Regions from separate parts of the Homo sapiens genome. Here region 2 is linked to region 1. The links are chromatin loops, found by intact Hi-C in ENCODE. Cell type or tissue: MCF 10A. All regions are shown on one strand. Links, peaks and the distances in the headings refer to the core of each region. The heading gives the core; the rest is flanking DNA. Region 1 has its middle 88 kb from the start of MCHR2-AS1. Region 2 has its middle 110 kb from the start of MCHR2.

Region 1 (8,935 bases), core at 260-8,259:
AGAAAATTAAACACTGCATGTTCTCACTCATATGTGGAAACTAAAAGAAATTGATCTGACAGAAGCAAAAAGTAGAACAGAGGATACTAGAGGTTGGACAGGGCATGGGGAAGACAGAGATAGGGAGATATTTGTTAAAAGATACAAAATTACGTCTAGATAGGGGAAATAAGTTCTAGTGTTCTACATCTACATCACTGTAAGATGACTATAGTTAACAATAATATATTACATAGTTTCAAACAGCTAGAAGGAGTATATTGAATATTTCCAACACAAAGAAATGATAGGTATTTAAGATGATGGATATGTCAGTTACCCTGATGATCACTATTATATGTACCAAAACATCAGTATGTACCCCATTTATATGTACAATTGCTATGTGTCAGTTTTGTAAAAAGACAACTCAAAAAAAGAAAAGAAAAATCATCCCTAATTCAGAAACCAGAGATAATCATTGCTAATATTTTATCATAATAACATTTCATTACAAAAGTAATAAAAAATAGGAAATTTAGAAATAAAAAAAGAAAAAGTAAAATGAAAATCACAATGGTTTCTATTTTTTATTTCTAAGCCTATAGGTTACCTTAACACAATTTGAATGATGGTATATATTTTTAAATAGAACTTAGGTTACTCCCAGTTTTTTAAGGTTATAACTAATATTGCAATGGACATTTTTGATACGTAAGTATTGTCTGAGTTTTTGACACTTTTTTGGGACAGATTCATAGAAGAGAAATAAATAAATAAAAGAGTACCCAGTTCTTAAAATTCTTAATACCTTTTGCCACGCACCATGGAACCACCTACCTGCAACAGATAACAGCATCTGTTCCCCATCTTCTCAACACCATTCAGTATTATTATTTTTCTTCTCTACTAATATCACAGGTCAAAATTGTTTCTCAACAATTTTGTGCATTTCTTTGATCTCTAAGTACATGTAGGCATTTTTCATATGTTAATTGACCATTTTCATTTACTGTGAATTAAGCTCCTTGAAGACAGGATATTTGTCTATCCCAAGACCCTCTGTGTCTGCCACATGGTAATCAGTCAATAATTGCTGTAGGAAAAATGGTATTTTCATATTTTCATATACTTCAGCCATTTTTTACATTTTTAATGTTTTCTTATTGATTTTAAAAGGCCTTTCATATACTAAATGTTGGCTGTAATTATTTTCTCCAATTTCTCATTTTCCTTTTAATCTTGTTAATGGTGTCCTTTGATGAACCATCTTTTTTTTTTTTTTTTAGATGGAATCTTGCTCTGTCGCCCAGGCTGGTGTGCAGTGTGGAGCATGGCACAATCTCAGCTCACTGCAACCTCTGCCTTCCAGGACCAAGAAATTCTCCTGCCTCAGCCTCCCGAGTAGCTGAGATTCGAGGCGAGTGCCACCACGCCCGGCTAATTTTTGTATTTTTAATAGAGACAGGGTTTCACCATGTTGACCAAATGGGTCTCAAACTCCTGACCTCAAGTGATCTACCCACCTCGGCCTCCCAAAGTGCTGGGATTATAGGCGTGAACCACCGCACCTGGCCCCATCTTTTATTTTTATATTTTTACATCATATCCATCAGCTTTTTTCCTTTGTGATTTTCTCAGTTTTTATGCTTGATGAACTCCTTTTCCATTCTCAGATTATTTTAATGTAAATATAATTTGGTTATTGTTGGGCAGGGGATATGGTATTTATTACTTCCATTAATGTGTTTCATTTACAAAGAAATTCAATGCCTCTTGAGAATAACTTGAGGACTAGTTGGTGTGTCCTGGCAGTCCCTAAAAAGTAAGAATATGAGACACTGGAGAGAATACATTTTTCTTTGCAAAGGTTCTTTTTTTTAATAGATGCACATAGTTTTGAGATGTATGTGATAATTTAATACATTAATATAATTTGTAAAGATCAAATTAGTGTAGTTGGAATATTCATCTCCTTAAATGTTTGTGTCTTTTTTATGCAAGAACCATTCAAATTCTTTTCTAGCTATTTTGAAATATATAATAGATTATCATAAACTATAGTCACCCTATTTATCTATCTAACATGGTCTTATTTCATCTATCAAACTGTATACCTGTACCCATTAATCAACTTTTCTTCTTTATCCCCACCTCTACCTTCCCCACTCCCTGGTAAACACTAATCTACTCTCTATCTTCATGAAATTCACTTTTTTAGCACCCATATATAAGGGAGAACATATAATATGTGTGTTTCTGTGGTTGGCTTATTTCACTTAACATGACCTTTAGTTTTATCCATGTTGCAGCAAATGACAGGATTTCATTTATTATGGCTGAAAAATACTCCGTTGTGTATATATGCCATATTTTCTTTACCCATTCATCCATTGATGGGCACTTGGGTTGATTCCACATTTCGGTTATTGTGAATAGCGCTGAGATAAACTTGGGAGTGCAAGTGTCTCTTTGATATCTTAATTTCCTTTCATTTGGATATATACGCAATAGTGAATTGCTGGATCGTATGGTAGTTCTATTTTTAGTTTTTTGAGGAACCTACATACTGTTCTCCGTAGTGGCTGTACCAATTTACATTCCCATCACAATGTATGAGGTTTCACCTTTCTCTACATCTTTTCTAGCATTCATTATTGCCTGTCTCTTTTATTAAAGCCATTTTAACTGGGATGAGATGATATCTCACTGTACTTTTGATTTGCATTTCTCTGATGACTAGTGATGTTGGGTTTTTTTTCATATGTCTTTTGGCCATTTGTATGTCTTCTTTCGAGAAATATCCAGATCTTTTGTCCACTTTTTAATCAGATCTTTTTTTGCTACAGAGTTATTTGAGCTCCTTATATATTCTGATCATTAATCCCTTGTCAAGTGAATAGTTTGTAAATATTTTTTCGCTAGACTTTTATTTTACTTATTTTTGTGGGTACATAGTAGGTATATATATATATTGGGTACATGAGATATTTTCATACAGCATGCAATGTGAAATAAGCACATCATGAAGAGTCGGGTATCCATCATCCCCTCAAGTAGTTTGCACATATTTTCTCCCTCATTCTGCGGGTTGTCTCGTCACTTTGTTGATTGTTTGATATAATCCCATTTTTCTATTTTTGCTTAGGTTGCCTGTGCTTTTGAGGTCTTATTTTAAAAAGTATTTGCCCAGACCAATGTCCTAAATCATTTCCTCAATATTTTATTCTAGTAGTTTCATGGCTTCGGGTCTTCGATACTTTCAGGGATCATTTCTATTGCTCATTACAAGGATTCTTAATCTGGGGTGAATCCTCTAAGCCTGTAAAATTCAATGTGCACTGTTCTGGGCAGGGTCCAAAAGCATCCGTGATTCCAAAATGATTAAGAACCATTAGAGATTCTTCAAAGAATGCTTATGCCTGATGTTATCTGGATTCCCTAATATTTAAACGTTAACAATTTTTCTGCAAATGTAGAGCTTGACACCCCAGGAAAAGGAAGAAGAAAAAGGCTAAAGAATAGTGACTGAAGTTTTTAAGCTGAAGAACAAATTCAGCAAAGGATTTTCTGAAGTTGCTACCATACTGAACCCAGACTTCGCAAATGATAACTTACTATATTGGGTGCCAGCCCATATGCCTGTCACTGAAAATTCAATAGATCTGAAAGCTAAATATGACAATCTTTTCACATAATTTAAACTCATAGAATTTCTCAATGGGCTGAGACCTTACAAGCTATCTAATTCTACATTACTCTCCTTCCCAAAGTGTCTCAAACAAGTAGTCAGCAAGCCTATGATTAAGTATATCTAGAGATGGGGAACTTTTTCCTTCTTACGACAATTCATTGCAGAATTTCTCCCTTAAGCCCCTATTTCATGAAGATCTAAGTTTTCCATTTATCTTACTGAATCAGTGGAGCCCAGGTAATCAGACACACCTGCAGGAAATCTGCTGAAACAAACTTTCAGGCCTTTTAAATAAATGAGCTGAGACACAATCAAAACAGCATGTCACTGCCCTGTACAGATTTGTGCTGAAAGGTTTATGAAACAGTGTGAGATTTTGAATACCAAGTGCTCTTTAAAAATGAAACCAGAATTTAAGTTATAAAAATCATGTAGTGCAGTATGAGCTATACTGATTTTATTTTATTTTATTTTTTGAAACAGGGTCTCAGTTTATCACCCAGGCCAAAGTGCAGTGGCATGATCTCAGCTCACTACAACCTCCACCTCCCAGATTCAAGTTATTCTCATGCCTCAGCCTCCCGAGTAGCTGGGACTACAAGCGTGCGCCACCACACCCAGCTAACTTTTGTATGTTTAGTAGAGACGGGGGATTGCCATGTTGGCCATACTAGTCTTGAACTCCTGGCCTCAAGTGATCCGCCCACCTCAGCCTCCCAAAGTGCTGGGACTATAGGCGTGAGCCACCCTGCCCGGCCTATACTGATTTTTAGAACTCCTAAGTTGAGGAAACAGGGACAGTAGTTAATTTCTGTGTAGGTGATTATTAAAGTATAAGGTCAGGCTATTTCAACAAAACTGGCCAGTCATTTTGAAAAAGTGAAAGCAAATGGGCAGAAATTCTCCATTTTGACTTGAGGAAATGTCCCAGTGCCAACATAGACAAATGCCTGAATGGCCTCTGGGGATTCTCAATGCTGGATGGTGACAGAAAACAGACTGTCATCTAGATTTCTGTAGAACAATGGAAGAAGGACTAGAACTAAGTGTGTAGTTATCGTCTAGCACAAATATGCATGTAACTGCAAAAACTCATATGAAATAACTTTAGTCTCTTTAAACACTCATTTAAATAATAATGTTATTATTTGTCAAAAGATACCATATGGACCAGGTACAGGAATTAGCCTATTAATTTCTGTATTGCTCACAGCAATAAAAAGAAAAAAGTTCAATCAGAAACCTCAAGGGGGAGTCAGTGCTCAATTAGGGCGAACTTAGAAGCAGCTTGTTATAGGCTTTTACTGCCCCTGCCAGGTCCCTGAAGAAAACAACTCTGGCCTAGTTAAACAATTACCTGATTCTTGTGCTTTGAGTTCCTGCTTTGAATAATTTCTACATAGGGTTTTGGCATAGATATTTCTAAATGCTTATCTGTTTACTTAGGATATGTACTAGTAGTGTTTTTTAAGCCACAAGTTGCAACCAGAAAGCCATGAAACCAATTTAGTAGCTCAACCAGCTGTTTTACCTCCTTTCCCCCTTAATTGATAGAACAGAGCACAGTTGTGCAAATAATATACGTTTCCAGGTGTGGTGTGCATACATGCACACACTAGTATGTGAAATAAAATATATTTCTTACTCTAGGTTAAAAATCAAATACATGTGAAAGACATTCCTCTGGGGAAGAGAGATTAGAGAGATAGAGAGATGAATAGACAGACAGATTCTAATTTATTTAGGAAAAGATTACGTCCCTATCACAAAAATCTAGATTTAATAATATTTTTCTAAAAAGCCTTTTCTACAATATGCTGTCAAAGAATTTTTTTAAATGGCTTCATTAATCTTCACAACTCTCCTGTGTGGGAGAATTGGGCTTATATTAAATGATTCTGTCAACTTCACCTCAAGAGAATGGATTTCTACAGATAGTAGCTGCCAATTTTTATTTGCCAAACCAAGGATTTTTCAAGAATGTAGAATAAGATTTTAGAGTTGTGACTAAAAATGAAATGTCAGTAGTGATTTATTTCTGATGAAAACAACTTAGACCAGGTCGAAGCGCAGACTCAGAAAGCATAAAACACCCTCCACGTAGCATGCCTTTTCAACTTTCTTCTCTCTACTGCTAAGTCTCAGTCATCTAGGCATACACTATCTGCATTATGAATTATTTATGTAAAACTCTCACACACACCAAGCATATACACATATTTCCCATCGCCATACTCCTTTTGCCTCCTGCCTCTTTGGCTCAGACATAAGGTGCCAAATGCTTGCCTGAACCATATCTGGGAATCCAAGTTTCTTGATCACCATGGCTTACTTGCCTAATTGAACCTCTGATATTAGCCAAGCCCACTATTGACCCTACCGTGTGCCTATTCCCCCTTAGTAAATAGCTTCTGCCAAGCGCTGCGCACCCCGCTTTTCCTGACTCTCCTCTTTGCTTATATCACACTGTCTCACCAATAAATCCCAATGCATCAGTGCCACGCATTTGGTTTTGGAGCCACATGGTAAATCACAAACTTCATGGAATGACTGTGAGATGAAAGTACAATAAACTGCATTTTGCATCTTGGTCCAAATACAGTTGAAATTTTCCTTCAGAACATGTAGATACTCAAAATTCTTAAGAGACTTAGTGGGGGAAAAAAGTGCTATGAGCATTTAATGGCATGGTGGTATGCTTAGGGAACAGAATTAAACATATTTGGCTCTTTTCTAAGATTTCCTCAATTGCAATAGACCCTCAAGGCCACAGTCAACCCCAGTGACTACACAAAGGAAAGGGCCTCTTAATTAGAGACATGAGAATGTGCTAGCTCCTATTTTCTATAATGGTTAACCAAAAGTCTCATTTCCTCACGACCAAAGTGATGCCGAACAGATCTAGGTATTGATAGATAGGCACTGCAATCACCCAGTAGAACTTTGGAGCTGGGTAGGAGCCAGAGGAAGGCACAGGCAGGACCAAATACTGGTAAAAGATATGATTGAACTTTAAAGAGTTGATAAGAGGTGATAGATAAATGAAGAACATAAAGAAAATGTGGGTGCTAATGACCTGCTTTTCAAGCCAGTTTCTAGATCTTAGGTGACTCTCTAGACAAATATTAAGCTCTTCAAAGCAATAGTTTGCAAACCGATTTTCAGTAATTCACTGGTTCCAATTTAAAAATACTTTTTAAGTAACAAACGTGTATGATAAAGTTAAGTGCTGAAATGTCCATTTTATTTAATTAACCACTCTGTTCTGTCAAACACTTGGTTAACATGGTGAGGAGAAAAATAAACATGTAGTTATTTGATTTAACTGATTAGTCAACCCAATTTAAATGGCTGATTCCTTCATTCTACATACAGCCACCTCTCAACCACCTTCAAAAAACAAGAAAGCTAGTATTCAAATTACTGGCATTTCTTCATTTCTTTCTGTTGTCAATGTATTTGGTCCAGATCCACCATAGTGTGAGCCGGGATATGTGGTGTCCACCCCAGGCTTCCGTACTAATATGTTGGATATAAAAGAGAATGGAATAGCACAGTAAGGAGATATTTTCACAGAAAAAGATACTGGAGACAGAAAAAAACAAGCAGAGAGGACAGATCAGGGTCAGCTATGTGGAGGTCAGTCTCTAAGGATGTGTTGTGCTTTCTTCTCTCCTAAACAGTTGTAGCAGATGAAAAACAAAAACTAATTCATAGACCAGAAAATTAAGCTTTGCATTATGTGATAAGAGAGACTCAAAGAAAACAGTAGACTTCAGACATGTGAGGGGGCTTGCATTTTGTAACTAAAGGAAATACAACCACCCTATGCTGGTGAACTGGAACATATTCTGATTATATTTTCAAAATGAATTAATTTCCCGAACTCTTGAGGTGGGCTACAACATCCTTAATTCAACAATTTTCTGTAAAAATGTCTCAGTCATTACTGACTCTGCCTCCTTCCATAATTCTAGTCTGCAGCAAATACAGAGCTATTGTCCTCCAGTCCATCTTGAGATTACTCTTCCAACCCTGTGTGCATCTCACCTAAGAGTCTTTGGCAAATCAGCTAAAATACCTCACCTCCTCTTACCTCCTGGTGGTACTTCTGGCAGCAGCAGAAGCAGGAGTTCAGCAGCATGATTCCAACAGCAGTGGCTACAGTGGCAGTAGCAGAGGTGGCCGCTCATCACTGGGTAACATGCCCTTTTCTGAGTTGGTCCTCCATCCTTCCAACAAGTGTTCAGCCAGTTCCCTGCATTAATTCCTCTCTGCTTGAGATACCTGAAGTGGTTTCTATTTTCCATATTGGACCCTGACAAATACAGAAAGCACTTATTGTCACTGCTCATCTTCTCCCATTTTGTTCCTTACATTTTATTAATTTATGAACTAAACATTTAGTTCAAAATTATAGAGTCCTATGAGATTTATAGTATCCGAGAGAGGCATATTTCCTTTCCCGTGCCCTCACTATACTGTTTTCCAACCTTTTCTCCAAGAAAAGTTTGACATCTGAATACAAAAGTATTCCTATTTTTTATTATAAGTGCATTGTTATGATTAGAAAAACTTGTTGGAGGCGAGTTAACCAATTATTCTTAATGCTGAGTTTTTTTCCTCTAAAAGGGAGATAACTTGAGTCACTTCAAAGGGGCCACTTAGAACACAATTAGATCTTAAGCATTTGTTTCACATGACTTATCATGGTAGTTCTCACAAAAAGAGAAAAGAAGAGCGCCTACACTGAACCCTTTTTGCCAAGCATCTTCTGCTCATGACAACTTGGGTGGATTCTTTTGCCAGCAGAGCAAAACTTCAGCTTTACAAACACATCTAAAAATATTACCCTGATTACATAATCAGCCTCTTAAATACTATAATAAGAAACAATCACTTTTACAAGGAGATAAACTTTACCCAAACAAATTGTTTCTTAGTTTTATAACGCTCCAATAGCTATTAAATGGCTCATATTCCCCACTTATGCCCAAGGGGGTTCAATTGATTGGTCTGAAAATCGACCAGTGTCTATTTTGATCTTCTTATGATAGGATAACCACTTAACAAAGTAAGATCTTTATTTTTACCAGTCCAATATCCTCTAAAGAACTTACAAAGGGACCATCTGGCAGAAAGAAGCAGGAGTGTTTGAAGATTAATTCTGCTGAATCAATTCAGAACGCTAACTTGGAAGTGTAGCAAAAGCAGAACGTGCAAGTGAACATTAAATGAAATATGGTATTAAATTATCTCTGA
Region 2 (8,935 bases), core at 582-8,581, 190 kb before region 1:
ATTAAGAGGTGGAGTCTTTGGGTAGGTGATTGGGTCATGACGACAGAGCCCTCAGGAATGGGATTAGTGCCTTTGTAAAAGAGGCCCCAAAAAACTACCTTGCCTCTTCCACAATGTGAGGACACAGTAAAAAGCACCACATATGAATCAGGAAATGTGCCCTCAGCAGACACCAAATCTGCCAGCACCTCAGTGTTGGGCTTTGCAGCCCCAGAACTACAAGAAATAAGTGTTAGCTATTTCTTTCTGCCTAGACTATGGTATTATGTTATAGCAATCCAAATGAGTCAGTAACTAATAATTTAAATAATTTGTATACTAAGACTGGGTTTACATAGCGCACTTTTTATAGCTCTCATCTAGGCCATAGGCCTGAGGGAAGCCACCCGGATTCCTACTCACCTCAGTTTACTGTGGGGAAGCCAGTCAGAAGTTCCCGGTCCCCAAGAGGGCAGAGAAGTGTCTGAGAAGATTGACAGACTAAAGAGCCTGTGATTGGCTTGAGAAGTACACAAAATGCATGGAATAGGCAACTGGAGGTCACAGCAGGACTGCAAGCATCAGTGGCACATGGAATGAGGTGAAGTCAATGTTCAAGATCTAGTGGGACAAGTTACACCTCAAGTGAAGGCATAAGAGAGCAGGTGTACCATAAGCCAGATATGCACCCTTGAAAATGCACCACAATTCCCTTACATAAACCTCCATAAACCCAGATTTCTCTACAGAGAAAGAAGAAGGTGGGAAAGAATCTTGAATGGCTGAGTAGTGAGTCCCCCCAAAAAAATATTAAATTTAAAATCAGAAGTGACAGAGTTATTTCAATTTGGCAAGATTCAATTTTTTGCTATTGAGGATAAGCAGGAACTCATACACTAAAATGAATTTAATTGCAGATATTTCTTAATTTCATTTTTGAAACTTGAATATGTATTTTGTAAAACATTATATTTTCTGAGTGGAATTATTTGCATTTTAACAGAAGACAATGTCTTAATCCAGAAAAGTGAATTTTTAACACGAGAATTTCTGAAAATAGTCACAAGTCACTAGGAGAGATTTTTTAAAGGAGAACTTAAATCTCCTGTGTCACAATGCCACAGAGAGCCACTGACCCAATGTGCTGAACTCTTTCAAGAAGTTCTATCGACCCACACAGAAATCATTGGCAGATCTGTAATGATATATAACATCAGATGGCTTTTTGTTTTAGAAATCATGTAATATTCCATATGTTTACTTGAGAATTTAGAGTCATATACAGGTAATATTAGAGTGGCAAATAATCCATCCAGATGATGAACTGAGAATACTCTTTCCATTAAGTGTTTTGTTAACGTATAGACCTCGGCATTCCTGTGGTACTGAAATGTTCACCGCCTTACCATAGTTATTGCTGCTCTCCCCTCCAGGCATGGGTACTCAACTGTAGTGCATGTCAGTGACCATCAAAACTTTTTAGCCACAAAGTATTTTTTTTTTTAAACTAGGTGCAGAATCTCAACATACAAAATTTGAATTTATAAAACAGACAAAAGAGGTAAAAAGGTGGAAACATGTCCACTATTAATCTCTTCATCATGTCAGTCTGTGAAGCTACGCCAAATTCTGGGTGTCTGAGGAACAAAACTGGAAACTACTTTTGGGGTTCTAGCTACATAGATGGCTAGCTCTTCCTTGAATAAACTAAACTCCGGGCTTTACATGTTGTATACTTCCTTCATATTTACAGCAGTCAATTATAACAGATGACTCACTGGAAAAAGTATTGCGAACAGTTGATGCAGGGGACATCTCATCTCTGAAGACATGGTCGGTATGATACTGTGGGCTAGGCTTAACATAAAGCTACTTCTATGTGACATATCTTTGGACTATACTAAAGATGTGGTTGGTTTTATTCACTGTGGCTTGCCAGCAAAGTAATACCTTACATTAGCAACCTAAAAAGTCTCAGGTTTCCAACTTTATTTGTTAACATTGACTCAGCTAAAAGATGATATCAACATGATTTTAGTCACATACTTTCAATGAATATATCCAGATTTATTGTTTTTACTTCTTGTGATGACATCTGAAACAAATTTTGAAAAGTAATAACATGAACATTTTATGCTGTCTTCCACTTCCTTATACTTTAATCCCCATATTTAGGGTAAAGTTTCTTCCATGAATCAGGTTTCCAACTTTCAGTTTAGTTGTATAGGGTAATAACAACATATGGTAGCTATTATCACAATCAATAGCAAAAATAACCAAAATAATTTTTGCTTCCATTTAAATATGACCACTTTCTCAATCCATTGCTTTAGGAAGACATTTCTAAACCAAGAAGATTAAGTCATAGCAAATAAGCCATTATTAATTCGTCATGTAACTTCTCATTAATTTATCTTTAAAAATACATTTATTAAACACCTACTTTGTATGAAGCCCTGTGTTTTGGAATTACTAAAGTGAATAAGCCATGATTGAACTAATGACCTGACTACAATTAAGTAGGATTGTCACATTTCTAGAAAAGAATGAAATATAACTGTCCCACTTCTTAACAGAACCTTGAGTCTCTCAGGCATGAGTTTTTGTTGCTATTCATACCAGTTGTACCCCAAGGAAAACTGCTAATGGTATTAAACCATTTAGCATAATCCCATTCTCCTGACCTGGTCCCAGAATGAAACACATGATCTAATTTGTCCAATTAGAGTGAAGCCCTGCCTAGAGCTTTGTTCAAGGGGAAGGAAGGAGAAGCTTTCCCTTCCTCAGTAGGAAGTAACAGCAGGGGTAATGGATTGACTGTATTATCAGGCTATGAAAAGCCAGCTGGAGGGCAAAACCTACAGGAAGGAGAGCAGAGCTAAGAGAACTTGAAGAAACATAGCCAAAGTTATGATCAAACCAGCCCTGTAAGTTTTTTATTACACAGGCAACTGATTGTATGGGTTTTCTACCATTTGAGACAAAAGTGTTCCAACTGAAACAATATCAAGAACCATCAACCAAAAAGAAGGTGAGAAGTTACCAAAACAACAATCAGAAGTTTCTGAAATAATCTTTCTAGTTTAGATGACATCTAAAGTTAAGCTGAAGGTTCATCATCAGTTCTAACTAAGTGATACATTTTCTTCTAAAAAAGAAGGAGCAAATATTCTGGTATCTCTTTCTAAAGGATTGATGTCTGTAAAGAATTAACTTTAGGATCAATTATTATTATTATTATTATTATTATTATTATTATTATTATTATTTGAGATGGAGTTTTGCTCTTTTTGCCCAGAATGGAGTGCGGTGGTGCAATCTCGACTCACCACAACCTCGGCGTCCCAGGTTCAAGCGATTCTCCTGTCTCAGCCTCCTGAGTAGCCGGAATTACAGGCATGCGCCACCACACCCAGCTAATTTTGTATTTTTAGTACAGACGGGGTTTCTCCATGTTAGTCTGGCTGGTCTCGAACTCCCGACCTCAGGTGATCTGCCCGCTTCGACCTCCCAAAGTGCTGGGATTACATGCGTGAGCCACGGCGCCCGGCCAGGATCACTTATTTTCTTAGATAACATCTTATCTTCAGGTAAGTGTTTTATTTATTTAAAATCTCTCCTCTTTGACTTTTGGAATAGTTACATGTGGTTGCAGAATTTGAAATCACGTGAACAAATAAGAAGCTGGTGAAAAGAAAACAAGAGTGTGGCATACTTATAATGATGCTCATTATTCACCATTGTCCCTTATCTCCATTCAGCTAAGACACTCCAGTTCCAGCAGTCTATGATTTTAAGTACTGTGTCTGCTAACAAGCTACTCGGAACTTGACAATGTGTGACACTCTGAATTCCAAACATTTCAGTTAAGTCTGTAGAATACTAAGCATGACCTAGGGAAAGCTTACTAAAAATAGCTGGTTGGCTTTTTTTAGTTAAAAGTAGAAGGTTGGTTTTATTTAAGACATAAGTTTAGTTTGCTTAGAACCCATTGATATGAAAAATTTGGGAAATAATGTTGCTTTCATATTTTAAAATACTTATCCTTCTTATCACTTTATTTCTTAGAAAGGGTGGCCCAGATAAATTGCATAAACACTAGGTGGCACTATAGTTTGAAATAACATTCAGATCAAAGTCTAAAACAGTGCGAATATATACATGGTAAAACAAAAAAAGAAAACCAAAAGAGTGTAATAAATCCATATTCCAGAAAATACTAAATACTGAAGCCTTTTAGTACTTATTAGAGGAAATAAACCTTATGCAGTTAATACACTGACTTAGTGAATTAACTTATATAACGTAATAGGTAAAAAGATAAGTCCTCCCACCCCACCCAACTGAAATATGATCAGTACTTGCTGGAAAGCAGCAACTGATTAAAACAGTTATAATTATTCAAAAATCCTTTCATTCATCCAGATGAAACCTCAATTTATGTTTCAGCATGTCCACCAAATTTTACAGCTAAATAATGTTTGTTTGTTTTCTCAGAAAACTAAAGCAAAATATATACTGGCATTGCATAATAATAAAAGAATAAGTTATGTGAGAAGTTAAAAATATGATTTATTGTTTTTTCTACTTAAATCATTGTTACATAGGTAATTTATATCCAATAATCTCAGTAAATTATACCTCATAAATTTAGGATCTTTGCTCAAAGTAAATTTTATATATAAAAATGCAGCATTTTATTGGTCTTTGTAACCAACCTGAAATTAAGGACCCTGAAAGAGTTCATGGATGGGGGCTGTCAGCAGCCTGAGCGAGTGGTGCATTTGATTCCACCTTGATGGGGACCCTGAGCCACCTGGAGACATCTCGGTTGGTTTCCAAACTCATGTCTTCTGTCCTTTGGAGCTGTCTACATATGTGATATCAAGGAGAACACCTTCATGAAATCAGAAAGTAATGCCCAATGGTGAAATAAAATTAATTTTTAAAAACTTCAACTGAATATTTGATTTCATGTAACTGAAGTCTTCATAGAGTAAATGTAAATTTGTTTTCATCGCATTTGAGAGGATAAAAAATGTGCCCTTTATCCTGATAGATCAATTTATCCTTCCTAGTACTGCTAGGTCGCATTCTCTCTTATGGAATACAGTCCTGTTAAGTGATTGGGAAGGAATATTTTCAAAATAATTGGGGAGGTTCTGTTAGAGATTTATCTAAGACTGTCTTTGCTCATAAAATATTGCCATTGTGGCTGGATAAGCTCTGAATACATTCACTATTAAAGGCAGGAATACCATTATCAAAACATAAATACACCAAAAAAAACTAAAAATGCAGTTTTTAAAACTTAGACTAATAACATATTTTGTTCATGTCATTGTTTCAAGAGAAGAAAATATTATATATTTGGAGACAGAAACTTGAATTATAAGCAACTAGAAAAGAATACAAGAGCTTTAGAGTAGCCAAAAATTACATATACTGAACTCATCTGTTTCTAGGGAACAGTATTAAGGATCATGTAATATAAAAATATATGAGATGGTTTCTGTTCTTTACAGGACTTAAAATTTTAGAGGGAAAAGGTATAAACATTTGGAAAAGTAATTAACAATAAAAGATGTAAATAACAATTCAAGGCAGATATAGATAAGAAGTTAAAGGTAGTACCTAAGATTTCCTGAATGAGTGGTACAAATACAAAACTATAAAAGTTATTTAGAAGAAAATGTATTTATTAGTTGGGGTATAGACAAGACTACTACAAAAGAGAGTTATAAAAATTAGGCAAAACTACTGTAAAAGAAAGAGAGTTCTAAGAATTTAAAGGCTTAAACACTACAGGAAAGACAGTCCAGTGAAGGTATGTAACTTGACTTCACTGGGTCATCCGGGAACCCGAAGCTCCTTCTACTTAGTCGCTTCACTGTCCACAGAGTATTGTTTTGCTTATGGTGATACTAGCACCTGGGAACGCTAAATCAAACATCTCATGGCTCAACACACTCAGCTCTCATGTGCATTAAGTCTGGAGAGTGACCTGGGAGGGGTTGTGGGAAGGTTGGGCACCTACTCCATGCAAACATTTGGAGACCTAGGTCGACTGAGGCTCTATAATCTTCTGTGTGGTTCTGGATCCTGGGCTTGTGACATCCAGTATTTATTGCTTGTGCAAATTAGGAGTCTCAAAACATATTTTTAAATTTTTGTTTTATTTTTGTTGTTTCATAGACAAAATTCTCTCCATACCTTAGCAGGTTTCTAACTTATTTATTCCTGTCAGCTCCAGGGGTAGGCAGAATTCTAAGATGGCCCTCAAGATTCCTGCCTCATGGCATGCATGCTTTATATAATGCCACCTCCTTGAGTTTAAGCAGACCTGTGAATATCATGAGGCATTATTTCCGTGATTAGGTTATTAATCAATTGACTTTTGAGTTAATCAAAAGGAAGATTATGTTGGGTGTAGTAGCTCATGCCTGTAATCCCAGCACTTTGGGAGGCCAAGGCAAGAGGATCACTTGAGCCCAGGAGTTCAGGGCTGCAGTGAGTGAAGATCACACCACTGTACTCTAGCCTGGGTGACAGAGCAAGACCCTGTCTCTAAAAAGAGAAAAGAGGGAGATTTTTCAGGGTGGGCCTGACATAATCAGGTGAGTCCCTCAAGGGCCCTTTCTAAAGTCAGAGAAATTCTACATAGGGAGGATTCCCCACTGCTGGTTTTGCAGATGGAGGGAACCACCTGCAAGGACCTGAGAGCATCCTCTAGGAGCTGAAAGCAACCCCCAGCTGACAGCCAGTAAGGAAGTGAGGACCTCAGTCTTCCAACATCAAGGAGCTGATTCTGCCAACAACCAGTGATTTGGGAAATGAAACTTGAGCCTCAGATGAGACCAATATCTTAATTGTAGTCATGTGAGAGCTGAGCAGATAATCTGGCTACACTTCTGGTCTATGGAACTGGGACAAACCTTGTTCAAAGCTGCTAAATTTATGTTAATTTCTGACGTAGCAATAGAAAGCTAATGAAATTCATGTTTCTAGATATAATTATCGAGCTCAGATTCTTGCTTTTCTCCTTACCCTCATACCTTTTTTTTTCTCTCTCAATTTAAAGCATCTTCCTTGAGGGCACCAGACTTAGGAAGAAAGGCCACAATCTTAATATGGTATTTTCCTCAAGGCTAAGTATTCACAAGCTTTTCTTACTTAAAAGCTTTTAAAGTTTTGCATCTTCTCGTTTAGGACCTATGAGTCATTGGCATTTCCAATCCCTCTAAGTCCAGTTTCTGGACTGACTTTATTCCCTATCCCTTCTCTTGCAAATGTGCTAATTCTTGCTTGTGTTCTTCCCTTTTCTTGTATAACCTTGTGTAATAAAGCCAGTTACAACTATACACACTACTAATATTTTATTTTCTAACTGCATTTGAAATTCTGAAAGAATAATTTTTAAGAAAAATATAAATTACAATAATTTTCTACTTTAAAAAGACAATAACTTTTACAAATTAATAATATAACAAAATGACAGTTTTGAAAGAACAATCTTGAAAACATAGCATTAGGCTCAGAAAGATTTTTGTCCAAATTCATTAAAACCCACAAAGAACAATTAGTCTCATGCTATTTGTACACACTTCCAGAACAGAAAGGAAAAGGAAACTTCCAATTTTTTGAAAGCAATTATAACCTTAATTCCAAAACCTGACAAAGAGAGAATGAAGATGAAGAATATAGAGATAAAGAAAAAACTTTTGAGTTTGGTATATAATAAAAAAAATTTGACAAAATATATAGTTTTGAATGTAGATGCAAAAATCTTAAAATACAATTCTGCAATATAACAACAAAAACCCAATCACCACAAGAGATATACTTCAGTACCATTGAGTATTGTTTAATATTAGCATTGGTTAGTGATATGGTTTGGCTCTGTGTCCCCACCCAAATCTCATCTTGAATTGTAATAATCCCTAAATGTCAAGGGCGGGACCACGTGGAGATAACTGAATCATGGAGGTGATTTCCTCTATGTTGTTCTCATGATAGTGAGTGAGTTCTCATAAGATCTGATGGTTTCATAAGGGTTTTCCCCCTTCACTTGGCTCTCATTCTCTCTCCTGCCGCCCTGTGAAGGGGTGCCTTCCACCATGATTGTAATGTCCTGAGGCCTCCTCAGCCACACAAAACTGTGAGTCAATTAAACCTCTTTCCTGTATCAATTACCCAGTCTCCAGTATGTCTTTATTAGTAGTATGATAATGGACTAATACAATTAGCAAGATGAAAATACATCTTATTATACAAATGGGTGGGAAAAGGAAAGATCTTGATAGATTTCAAAAAAAAGATGACATTTAAAATTTATATCTGATTAAAATTCTCAATAACATAGAAATATAACATATTTCTTTATTGTGCGGGAGAGGTGGAAATCTATTTCCAACCAACAGCCCATGTCACGCTTGATGGGAGGACACCGAGGAGAGTATCAGGAATATTTATCTCCATTATTATTTAACAAAGTAATGGAAGTTCAAGTCAAAGTTATTTTAGACAAAAAGTTGCAAATATGATTATAATTTGCAAGTAATATAATTACATACTTGAAAGCTTCCATTAATTGAAAAAATATTAAAAGTAATTTATTAAAAAGTTATGGGTAAGACAACAGACCTTTTAAATACACAAAAATATTTTAAATATCAATAATTAGTCAAAATATAATAGTTAAAAGTCTTATTTATAACAACACAAAAATAAATACCTAAAATATACTTACTAAATGTGGAAGATGTATGATGATATAATGTTCTTTGGAAATCATTTAATAAAGTTTGAAGTACTATTAGCAACAAAAAGACACTTGGGACACTTTGCTAATCAACTGGAAACCTCATAATTTTTACCATAATGTATTCCATCTGAATTAGAAATTAACTGAAAAAAAACTACAATAAAGGATTGATGAGTGTTTTTTTTTTTTACA

The links. Hi-C counts contacts between places; a loop is a spot of excess contacts. Peaks named below come from ENCODE experiments on the same cell type or tissue, not always from the same donor. Only the 100,000 strongest peaks of a DNase experiment are listed, where the experiment ranks them.
Region 2: a loop joins it to region 1, with 12 times the contacts of the local background. A loop is called at or near these places in 4 of 110 quality-filtered maps.

What each region holds. Positions count from the first base shown.
Region 1 is chr6:99,901,706-99,910,640 of GRCh38, reverse strand. No RefSeq gene overlaps it. Among named protein-coding and RNA genes, the nearest start is that of MCHR2-AS1, 88 kb to the left of the region's middle. In MCF 10A, for the core only: a CTCF peak has its summit at 4,939; a DNase peak (open chromatin) is centred at 4,940.
Region 2 is chr6:100,094,778-100,103,712 of GRCh38, reverse strand. No RefSeq gene overlaps it. Among named protein-coding and RNA genes, the nearest start is that of MCHR2, 110 kb to the right of the region's middle. In MCF 10A, for the core only: a CTCF peak has its summit at 4,051 (motif pointing right); no DNase peak of the experiment used is centred there.